2 separate regions of the Homo sapiens genome follow, and region 1 is linked to region 2. A link is a contact called in ENCODE Hi-C or POLR2A ChIA-PET data. All regions are on one chromosome and are shown on one strand. Each heading gives the region's core, a stretch centred on a gene start or an enhancer-like site at or near the end of the contact. The rest is flanking DNA. Distances are from core to core; before and after follow the strand shown. Region 1 holds the start of LINC01265 (long intergenic non-protein coding RNA 1265). Region 2 overlaps EGFLAM (EGF like, fibronectin type III and laminin G domains).

Region 1 (4,448 bases), core at 556-3,055, 270 kb after region 2:
TCTGGTTTCTTCCTGGAGAAGTGGGATTCATAAATCTGGAAATCTTCAAACCAGGGAAGGGTACTGAGAAAGTGCTGGCAGCTGGATGACTAGGGTTCATATGAGTACATTTTTTTCTGGATAACTTTGCAGGGTCCCACATATAATTGTGCAAGTGGTACAATATATACAGGCCCCATTGTAGTGGGGTGGTTTCTGCCAGCTCAGGCAGCATCATGGGCATGTGTGCAAATATGAGGACAAGGGACTAAATGTACACGTGGAGAATCATTCTCCTCTTCCCTGAAATCACATTCATACTTCAAGCCACCCCTTTCCCCTGCCCCTCCTGGGAGAAAGTTGGAAGCAAAAGTGTTTGTGAAGATTCAGGCTGAGATACTTACTTCTGGTGTCCCCATCGCTCACTTGAACCCATAGATATCCCCCATTTCCTTACCGTAATCTGCTAATAACATGACTGTCCTGCCCCACGGGATGCTCTCTGGTCTCATTAAGTCTGAAAATGCTTGGGAAATGCATCTGCCAAGGACTACAGCCAACTGTCATTATTATCATCTGCTTACAGACACTCTCCCAGGCAGCAAAATATTTTCAAGCTCTAAAATCCCGGCCCTAGCCCGTCCCTTTATTTTCATCTTACCTAGCCTGCGTAGATTATCTGAAGGACACACAGACTCAAAATCAATGTCCCATCTGTCTCTTGTTTACAGCTTATCAGGTGTTGTGAAATGAAACAGTGAAATCCCTGGGAGCATTTCCTCTTCTGAACTGATTTAACTTTAGCTCTCTGAAGCTTTCTCCTCCTTTGGCTTCTGAGAATGGTGTGCTGGTCTGAGAAGCAAGAACTTTTCATTGGCATAGCTATTAATAGTGACTAATATGGACTTCTTGTGCCTTGCTCCAGTTTGAAATTTATAAGGATGGCTGCCTCATTGCGTGTGTGTGTGTGTGTGTGTCTGTGTGTGTGTGTTTGTGTGTAATTGCTTTGCTCCTTCTTTTGCATGTGAGTAGATCAATCTTAAGGATCAGGACTCATCTCTGTCTCCCCACAACAATGCCTCCAAAAGGGGGGGGGTTCATGACTGTTTCAAAAATAACTTATATTTTTTATGCATGAATCTTCTTTGCTCCTTCCTTCCTTCCTTCCTTCCTTCCTTCCTTCCTTCCTTCTTTCCTTCCTTCCTTTCTCTTCCCTCTCTCCAATCTGTTTCCTCTTTGTCTCCCTTTGCCTCATCCATGCCCCATTCTTTCTCTCCCAACTCCAGGATTGTGTGACTTTTTTCTCTGACCTTTTATCCTCACTGCTTCTTTGGCTATGATTTGAATCTGGGTCACTAGAATAAGCGTGTCCTTCCTTTCTCTGTAGACTATACAGGTTGACTGCTTTGTAGATTTTGGCATTTTGTAGGACATCATATGAATGCAATTTTTCTGGATAACTTAGCAGGGGCCCACATATAGTTGTGCAAATTGTACACTGCACACAGACCTCTACCGAGTGAGCGAATGGGGCAAAACTCTAACCCATGCTACTGTCCCCAAGCTGTGTATCCTGGGAAAGTGCTACATCCACTGAAGGAAAAGTCATGCTTTTGTAATTTGGTGACTAATGCTCAGTCCTAGCAACCAATTATGCACACACAAATAGGCACTGCATAATTGTTTACTACACCACATTCCCTCCAGTCATCTGAATTTACATACTCTCAAAACTCACATGGCTTCCAGCAGTGCACATCCCCACATTCCCTTCCAAGGCAAGTTGGTGTTTGAAAATCACACTGCCATGATTTCACCCCATCACATTTCATCCTATGTGAGTTGGTTTTTCTACAGAAACGATGTGACAAGCAGTGATTATATCCTAAGGGTGACATCACAATCACCTATTTAAGCTATTATACTGTTGAAAATTGTTTATTGCAAAGGAAAGAAATAAGAAAACCCTATTTTTCTATATTACTATTTAAACAATCATAAAAACAATAATCCTAAGTAAGATGTTATTTTGGAAAGATTACATAATTTGAAAGAGGCTGGCCTTCGAAAGAATAGCAGGATTATTAGGAGAGCAGAAGGAGGCAATCGAAACCTCTGTGGGGATGCTGATATACGCTATAGAAGTAAGATTCTGAAAAACTTCAGAGGATGCCAACTAGGTTCTTTGTTTAATCTAATTTCATTGCAAACCCCAGGGTAGTTAAATCTCTAAAATTATTCCTAGGTTCATTAGGCTTAATACAGCTTATTTCTTGGATCACAAAAGGGACCAAGAAAGGAGAGGAAATAACATTTTTTGAATGAGGTAAATAGGCAAGAGTTAGAAGAAACTAAGAAGATAATTGAAATGCATGTCTCACCATGCGTGAGAAGGAAATTAGCTAGCATGGAAATAGCTGAAGTTGAAGCAGTGAGTGTACATGCTCGTCATGAAGTTAGTGGAGCATATTAGTCCTTCTCACACTGCTATCAAGAACTACCTGAGACTGGATAATTTATGAAGAAAAGAGGTTTAGTTGACTCACAGTTCCACAGGCTGTACAAGAGACATGGCTGGGGAGGCCTCGGGAAACTTACAATCATGGTGGAAGGTGAAGGAGAAGCAAGCACCTTCTTCACATGGCAAAGAAGGAGAGAGAGAGCAAGTAAATGAGGAAGTGCTACACACTTTCAAACAACAAGATCTCGTGAGAGCTCACTCACTATCATGAGAGCAGCAAGGGGGAAATCCACCTCCATGATCCAATAACCTCCCACCAGGTCCCTCCCCCAACACTGGGGACTACATTCAACATGAGATTTGGGTGTTAACACAGAGCTAAACCATATCACAGAGGAGACCATGTAAGGCCCTGGAGAACATGTGGGGCTGGGAAGGGCATAGGTGTAATGTGCTGGGACTGATGTTCCTGAAAGGACCATGCTGGCTGCTGTGTTTGTCAGGGATCAAGGTGGAATGTAAGCAATGAACTTGGTTGTAGCAGAATCCAGAATATGAACTGGGTTATATTCTGTATAAATTTTAAAGGTAGAACCATCAACATTAGCTGATGGTTAGTGGTACCTTTGACCCAATGGATTGCTTAACTACAGAGGAGTAGAAGGGAAAGTAAGGAGGAAGCTCTCTGGCTGGGGTTCATGGAAAATGCTGAGGACTAGAGTTCTTTGCTCAGGGCTCTGTCTCCCTGTCTTGACATAACTGCAGCAGTGTGGGCAGAACGGAGTGGTTGGGCTCTGAACTAGACTTATCCACTCGTCTCTCTTGTCTTTCATTCACAAGTACTTAGTGAGGGCCTACTATGTACCAGGCACAATGCTGAATTCTGGGAAGAGAGACAGCTAGTGAACAGGTTCCTCACCCACGGAACTCACAATCTAACCAGAGTCATGCACCCAAAATGACATTTTGGTCAATGACAGATCACTTATACAGTGGTGGCCCCATAAGATTACAATACTGTATTTGGACTGTACCTTTTCTATGTTTAGACATGTTTATATACATGCAAATATTTATATTGTGTTACAGTTGCCTACGGTATTCAGTACAGTAACCTGCTGCACAGGTTTGCAGCCTGGGAGCAAGAGGCTACCCTATATAGCCTGGGTGTGTAGTAGGCTATACCATCTAGGTTTGTGTAAGTGCACTCTATGATGTTCACACAATGTCAAAATAGCCTAAGGACAAATTTCTCAGGGCATATATCCATCATTAAGTGATGCACACCGTATACTGGATTGCTTTATGGATGCAAGTAGGATTTCCCCACGTGCCCTATACCTTTTTACTTCCATTCAATTCTTCTCATGTTATTTCCACCTATTAAAATGTTTTCCTTTCCCTGAGGCCTGTTTTCACCTGTCAAAGTCCTCTCCAGTTCAACTCCCAAGCTGTCTTCTTCATGAAGCCTCCTTCATTTTCTACCGTCCATTTTCAAAGCCCTTTATGGCTACCTTCCCTAGAATGCTCATTGCACTAGAAAGTGCCTTTTCTGTAACTGACTTTCCTCTCTTAAAAGAATCTTGCAACTTATCTTCACCTGGGCTGTAGCTCCTAGCACATAGTAGATAATCAGAAATGACAAAAGAAAGCATGAATGTATTTTCCCAAGAGACAGAATGCAAAGTTAGAAGTGTAGAAGGCCAAGAACTTAGGCAGTATGATAGAGGTGGGGAAAAAGATAATTCAGAGAAAAAGAGAAGGTAGTCACAGAAAGGTCAGATGCAGGAAGAAACCATATTAAGGAAGGGAGGGGCAACGAATTAGCAGAGAGGTCACTAAGGGGTCTCTCTGCAAGGATGGGGTCACTGGATATCTCAGATAGGGTTTTTCTATTAGGATGGTGGAACAGAGGCCAATTTGTAAGAGGGTAACAAATGGATGCAGTGATTGTGGCCAGGTCCAAATTAGCTGTCATTTTCTCTATATTACTACTTATCTGTAGAAG
Region 2 (4,541 bases), core at 1,264-3,763:
CACATACTATGTAACCTCCTTTTTCTGTTCTGTCCCAGCGATCATAGAAGCCATTGAGATCCCGCAGTTTATCGGCCGCAGTTACCTGACGTATGACAACCCAGATATCTTGAAGAGGTAATAAGCTTCAACAGGCACCTTCCTCAGCTTTCTGGGGGTAAATTTCTCTATATCTTTCTCAGGGCTTTTTCTTATATTTCATGCCAGAAGATAATTCTCAAAGAAGACCATTCAGCCATGGCCTCAGGGGAAAAACACACACAACAAGAAATAAACATAGAAACTAGAGCAAAATAAAACAAAAAACAAACTAAACTTGAGAAATTGACCTTTCAGATAACCCTGTTACAAAAGATCCAGTATCTTTCTGGTCAAAGGGCCTGGAGAGAGAGACACGACTGGTCCCAGAGTTTCCAGTATTCAGGCTTCGAGAAACAGTGAGAATGTGATGTTCCTGAAGCCTGAGTGATGACTATGATTCTGTGAGCAGGGCAGTTCCGTGCTGTGCCGTGGCCAGAGTGTGCAGCTCTGACCTGGGCCAGCAGCAGAAGGACAGACAGATCCAAGCCCATTCCCTGCTGAGTCCATACCTACCCTGCGTCTTCATCAGCAAAGGTCTCTTGTCCTCTTCAGGCTCTGGCCAGTTCAGTGAGAGGCTTCTCAGCTCTCTTCATGTGGATACAGGGAAATGCCCAAGTCACAGCCATGGCATCTCACCCCTGGTGGCAGAAGTCCCAGCCCTGGCCTGGAGTCCTCGCTCTTGGTTTGGAATAGCCTTTGACATGGCAAAATCCTCAACTCGGTCAAGCTTGTCTTTGGCACTTTCAGTTTGCCCCTTATCTCTTTCTTTCCCTTCCCCAGTTCTTTGTGGTTTCTAGTGTGCTATTCCCCTTTCTGCTCCCCACACAATCATTCTGGGATTTTCCTTCCTCTTCAGATTGACTGCATCTTAACACACAAGGGCAAATCTTTAAGCGAAAGGCATCCAGTTCTTAGGGTGGAGTTTGGTGGCTTTTCAGGGAACAAAATGTGGTTGGGAGGAATTCTCCTAGGGCATTGGATGTCCCTGGTAACGCCCAACACACACCAGGCAGACACTGCTTCACTTCTCTAATCCCAGGTTGTATTAATCTACGTTGTCTTGGCATGGGGACTTAGGTAAAATGGATTCCCAGCCAAGAGAGACCGTCCTCCTTCTTCAGCCCTTTCTCTCCAAAGATGGAAGGTCATTCAGTCCCTAGAAAGCAGTGACAGCGTGAAAGGGGCCCAAGCCTTCAGTCTCTGGGGGTTAGTGAGAGACCACTAGGTGGTTTGGGGGAGTAGAGGGGCTTGATGAGAGCAGGAGACATGAGGCCCAAAACCACAGCTACCTCAAGGGCCATAGTGTGTGTGTATGTGTGTGTGCGCATGCATGTGTGTGTGTGTGTGTGTATGTATATGAAAGTATAAATGCATGTGTGTGAGGCTGCAGGTAAAAGTCAAGTTCAGGGTCTATTTCAGTCAGATATCTTTGGTGCCAAGTAACAGAAAGTTCAGCTTAAAATGCCTTACCCATGAGGGATATTTACTATTTCATATCACAAGGAGTCCAGACTTACACTGGATCTTGGGTTGATTAATTAAGAGAAGCAGCTGTACCCTCAAATATTCCAATCTCATCCCTATTTCTTGCTTGCTGTCCTCAGCGTCTTCTCCAGAGGCCACTCCCCAGCTGCCCATAAGCTGCACATAAGATGACTCTGACTACATCCAGTGGAAGTCCAAAAGACTTTTTTTCTCATATGACTCTTTTTAAAAGAGAAGGAATTCTTCCCAGAATTGTATCTCATTGGACAAAAGGGATATGATTGTGTCTCTTCTGTGCTGCCACATGCCTGCCCCTAAACCAATCACTGGCAAGAGAAATGAGAACCTCTTGATTGGCTTGTAACCAATCAATATACCCAAGGCAAATGGGAGAGGGAAGGAACCTGAGCGAAAATCTGGGCAAAGCAGGTCTCTAGGGAATGGGTCAGTGCTAGATTGTGCTGAACCTGGCCTGGGGGGCCTCGCTCTTCCCTCACTGTTCTGAGGCCCTGCATGGGAAATGCAAACTTGGTCTCTTCCTGACGAGCTCAGGCTCTGGGAAGCCTAGATAATAGTTCCCTCCACTGTTCACGATTGAGGACACTGCAGACACAGACCCAGGTGTGTGAGACAGACAGAGGGATGGCTCAAGTGACTAGAGAATGGACAAAGAAACTTTTCCAATGACATTATGCTAGTAGCAATGTTAAATTATGTTTCCTCCTATCTCACCCTTGATTCAAGGACCTCAGCCTTCCTCTTTTCTCTGTGCAAGATGAAACACTGATCACACTAATAAGAATGAATTTCTGAACTAGTCTATTCCCAAGCATTGCTAAGAGCATGTCAGCCTGTGAACCTATTCCCAGCCGTGGCTATAGAGCATGGAGCTGGCCTAGCCTGAGCACCCCTCCTTTCCTCGAAGCTTCCTGTTCTTCTCCACCCTGGCTCTGCCTCAACACCACTCCAGACCATTCACTATCAGGCCTTGTTCCTTTGTCTGAGACGCCATCGCTTGGGTATTTTCCCTGTCTAGACCTTGTCCCCAAGGACAGTCACCGGCCAGAGCTGGCCATCCACAGCCGTGGTCCTAGCCCAGAGTGGCTGCCAATTTGAACCTCTTGGTAATTAGGAAACACACTTTCTGTTGGGGAATGGGGCCCCTGAGTAGTAAAACAGGAAAGAGAAAAGAATGAGGTGTGTATGGGGGTGCAGCCTAAGCTGTGACATTGGCCATAGTCTTGCTAATCTGTCACTCAGCAAATGCTCTCTGGTGGGGTTCACAGTGCTTGGGGAGAGAGACTGCTGCTGAGTGAGCAGTCCAGACCTTTAGACCCGTGGTGCGACTCGTGGTAATGAAGTAAGTGTCAGAAAGTGCCAGACTATCCTTACATCTGGTTCCTCAGGGCTGGCAGACAAAACTGGAATTACTCGGAAACAGATGTTGGTGGTTGATTTGGTGGACTTATTTGTGTATTTCCTCCAGGGTGTCAGGATCAAGATCAAATGTGTTCATGAGGTTTAAAACAACTGCCAAGGATGGCCTTTTGCTGTGGAGGGGAGACAGCCCCATGAGACCCAACAGCGACTTCATTTCCTTGGGCCTTCGGGATGGAGCCCTCGTGTTCAGGTAACCCCCTCTCCATCTGCCTTCAGCAGCACCTTGCGATTTTCTCAGACATTGCAGATCATGCCAGAGTGATTCAGAAGGGAGCCAGAACACAGTCTGCTGGAATTGGCTGAAGCCTGAAGCTTCAAGGCTTATTGGAAGCTCCTGGTCTTTCTTTCCAACATTCATCTTATAGAGCAGCAGTCAGCAAACTATGGCCTGCAGGCCAAATCTGACCCACCACTCTTTTTTGTAAATAAAGTCTTGCTGGGGCCGGGCACAGTGGCTCACGCCTGTAATCCTAGCACTTCGGGAGGCCGAGGTGGGCAGATCATTTAAGATCAGGAGTTTGAGACCAGCCTGAGCAACATGGAGAAACCCCATCTCTACTAAAAAATACAAAAATTAGCCGGGTGTGGTGGCAGGCACCTGTAATCCCAGCTACTAGGGAGGCTGAGGCAGGAAAATGGCTTGAACCCATGAGGCAGATGTTGCAGTGAGCTGAGATCGCGCTACTGCACTCCAGCCTGGGTGACAGAGCAAGACTCCATCTCAAAAAAAAAAAAAAAAAAAAGAGTACAGCAGTATTCCAACAGGACTTTTTTTTTTTTTTTTTGAGACAGGGTCTTGCTGTTGTCGCCCAGGCCAGAGTGCAGTGGCGCAATCTCGGCTCACTGCAACCTCTGCCTTCTGGGTTCAAGTGATTCTCTTACCTCTGCCTCCCTAGTAGCTGGGATTATAGCACGTGCCACCATGTCTGGCTTTTTGTATTTTTTGTACAGACGGGGTTTCACCATGTTGGCCAGGCTGGTCTCAAACCCTGACCTCAGGTGATCCACCCGCTTCGGCCTCCCAAAGTGCTGGGATTACAGGCATGAATCACTGTGCCTGGCTTGTACTCTCTCATTTATATATTGCCTGTGGCCATGTTCATGCTACAATGGCACACTTGAGTAGCTTCAATAGGAACTGCATGGCAGAGCCTTAGGAATTGACCGTCTAGCCCTGTGAGGAACAATTCTGTGCCCTTGTTCTAGTGTGTTACTGCTGCATGTTCCCTACTCATAAATTAGGAAGGGGCAGAAAGAAGACTTGGATACTGCCAAGCACAAAGGCCAAGCATAGAAGTGAGTACTCAGCCTAAGACTCAGCAGCTCAGGGAGGTCTAAAACCCTAAGCTCCAGGAGCCCTGACTTTAAATTCTGACTCTGCTCCCTGTTAGCTGTGTAGCTGTGGGAAGGAGAATCCCTGCTTTCAAGTCTCCTGCTGCCAGAGGAACAAAGCACAGATTCATGTCTCAATAGATCCACCCAACATGAGAGTTTTGTAAATACTTCTTGGGTGTTACCGATAACGCAGTGCCAGA

What was found. Hi-C counts contacts between places; a loop is a spot of excess contacts on that map. ChIA-PET counts read pairs that join two places held with the same protein, here RNA polymerase II (POLR2A). Pooled maps may share reads with other maps.
Region 1: a loop to region 2 is called in a map of dorsolateral prefrontal cortex, with 2.2 times the contacts of the local background. The contact joins the promoter of LINC01265 here to the enhancer-like site in region 2. A Hi-C loop is called at or near these places in 3 of 168 maps with a recorded cell type or tissue (A673, PC-9 and dorsolateral prefrontal cortex), 1 of 37 single-sample maps with no recorded cell type and 2 of 50 pooled maps. POLR2A ChIA-PET finds 5 or more read pairs at or near these places in 2 of 52 experiments (MCF 10A and Panc1).

Annotation. Positions count from the first base shown.
Region 1 is chr5:38,718,468-38,722,915 of GRCh38, forward strand. LINC01265 (long intergenic non-protein coding RNA 1265) reads right to left here and starts at 1,806. Exons shown (of 5, transcript NR_104631.1): 1 at 1,718-1,806. All of the region lies in intron 3 of OSMR-DT (OSMR divergent transcript), which reads right to left.
Region 2 is chr5:38,448,263-38,452,803 of GRCh38, forward strand. EGFLAM (EGF like, fibronectin type III and laminin G domains) reads left to right here. Exons shown (of 22, transcript NM_152403.4): 18 at 39-117; 19 at 3,053-3,196. All of the region lies in intron 1 of EGFLAM-AS5 (EGFLAM antisense RNA 5), which reads right to left. Among named protein-coding and RNA genes, the nearest start is that of EGFLAM-AS5, 18 kb to the right of the region's middle. Within about 2 kb of position 2,514, at least 2 of the 41 ENCODE cell types and tissues checked have a DNase peak (open chromatin) inside an H3K27ac peak, as active enhancers do.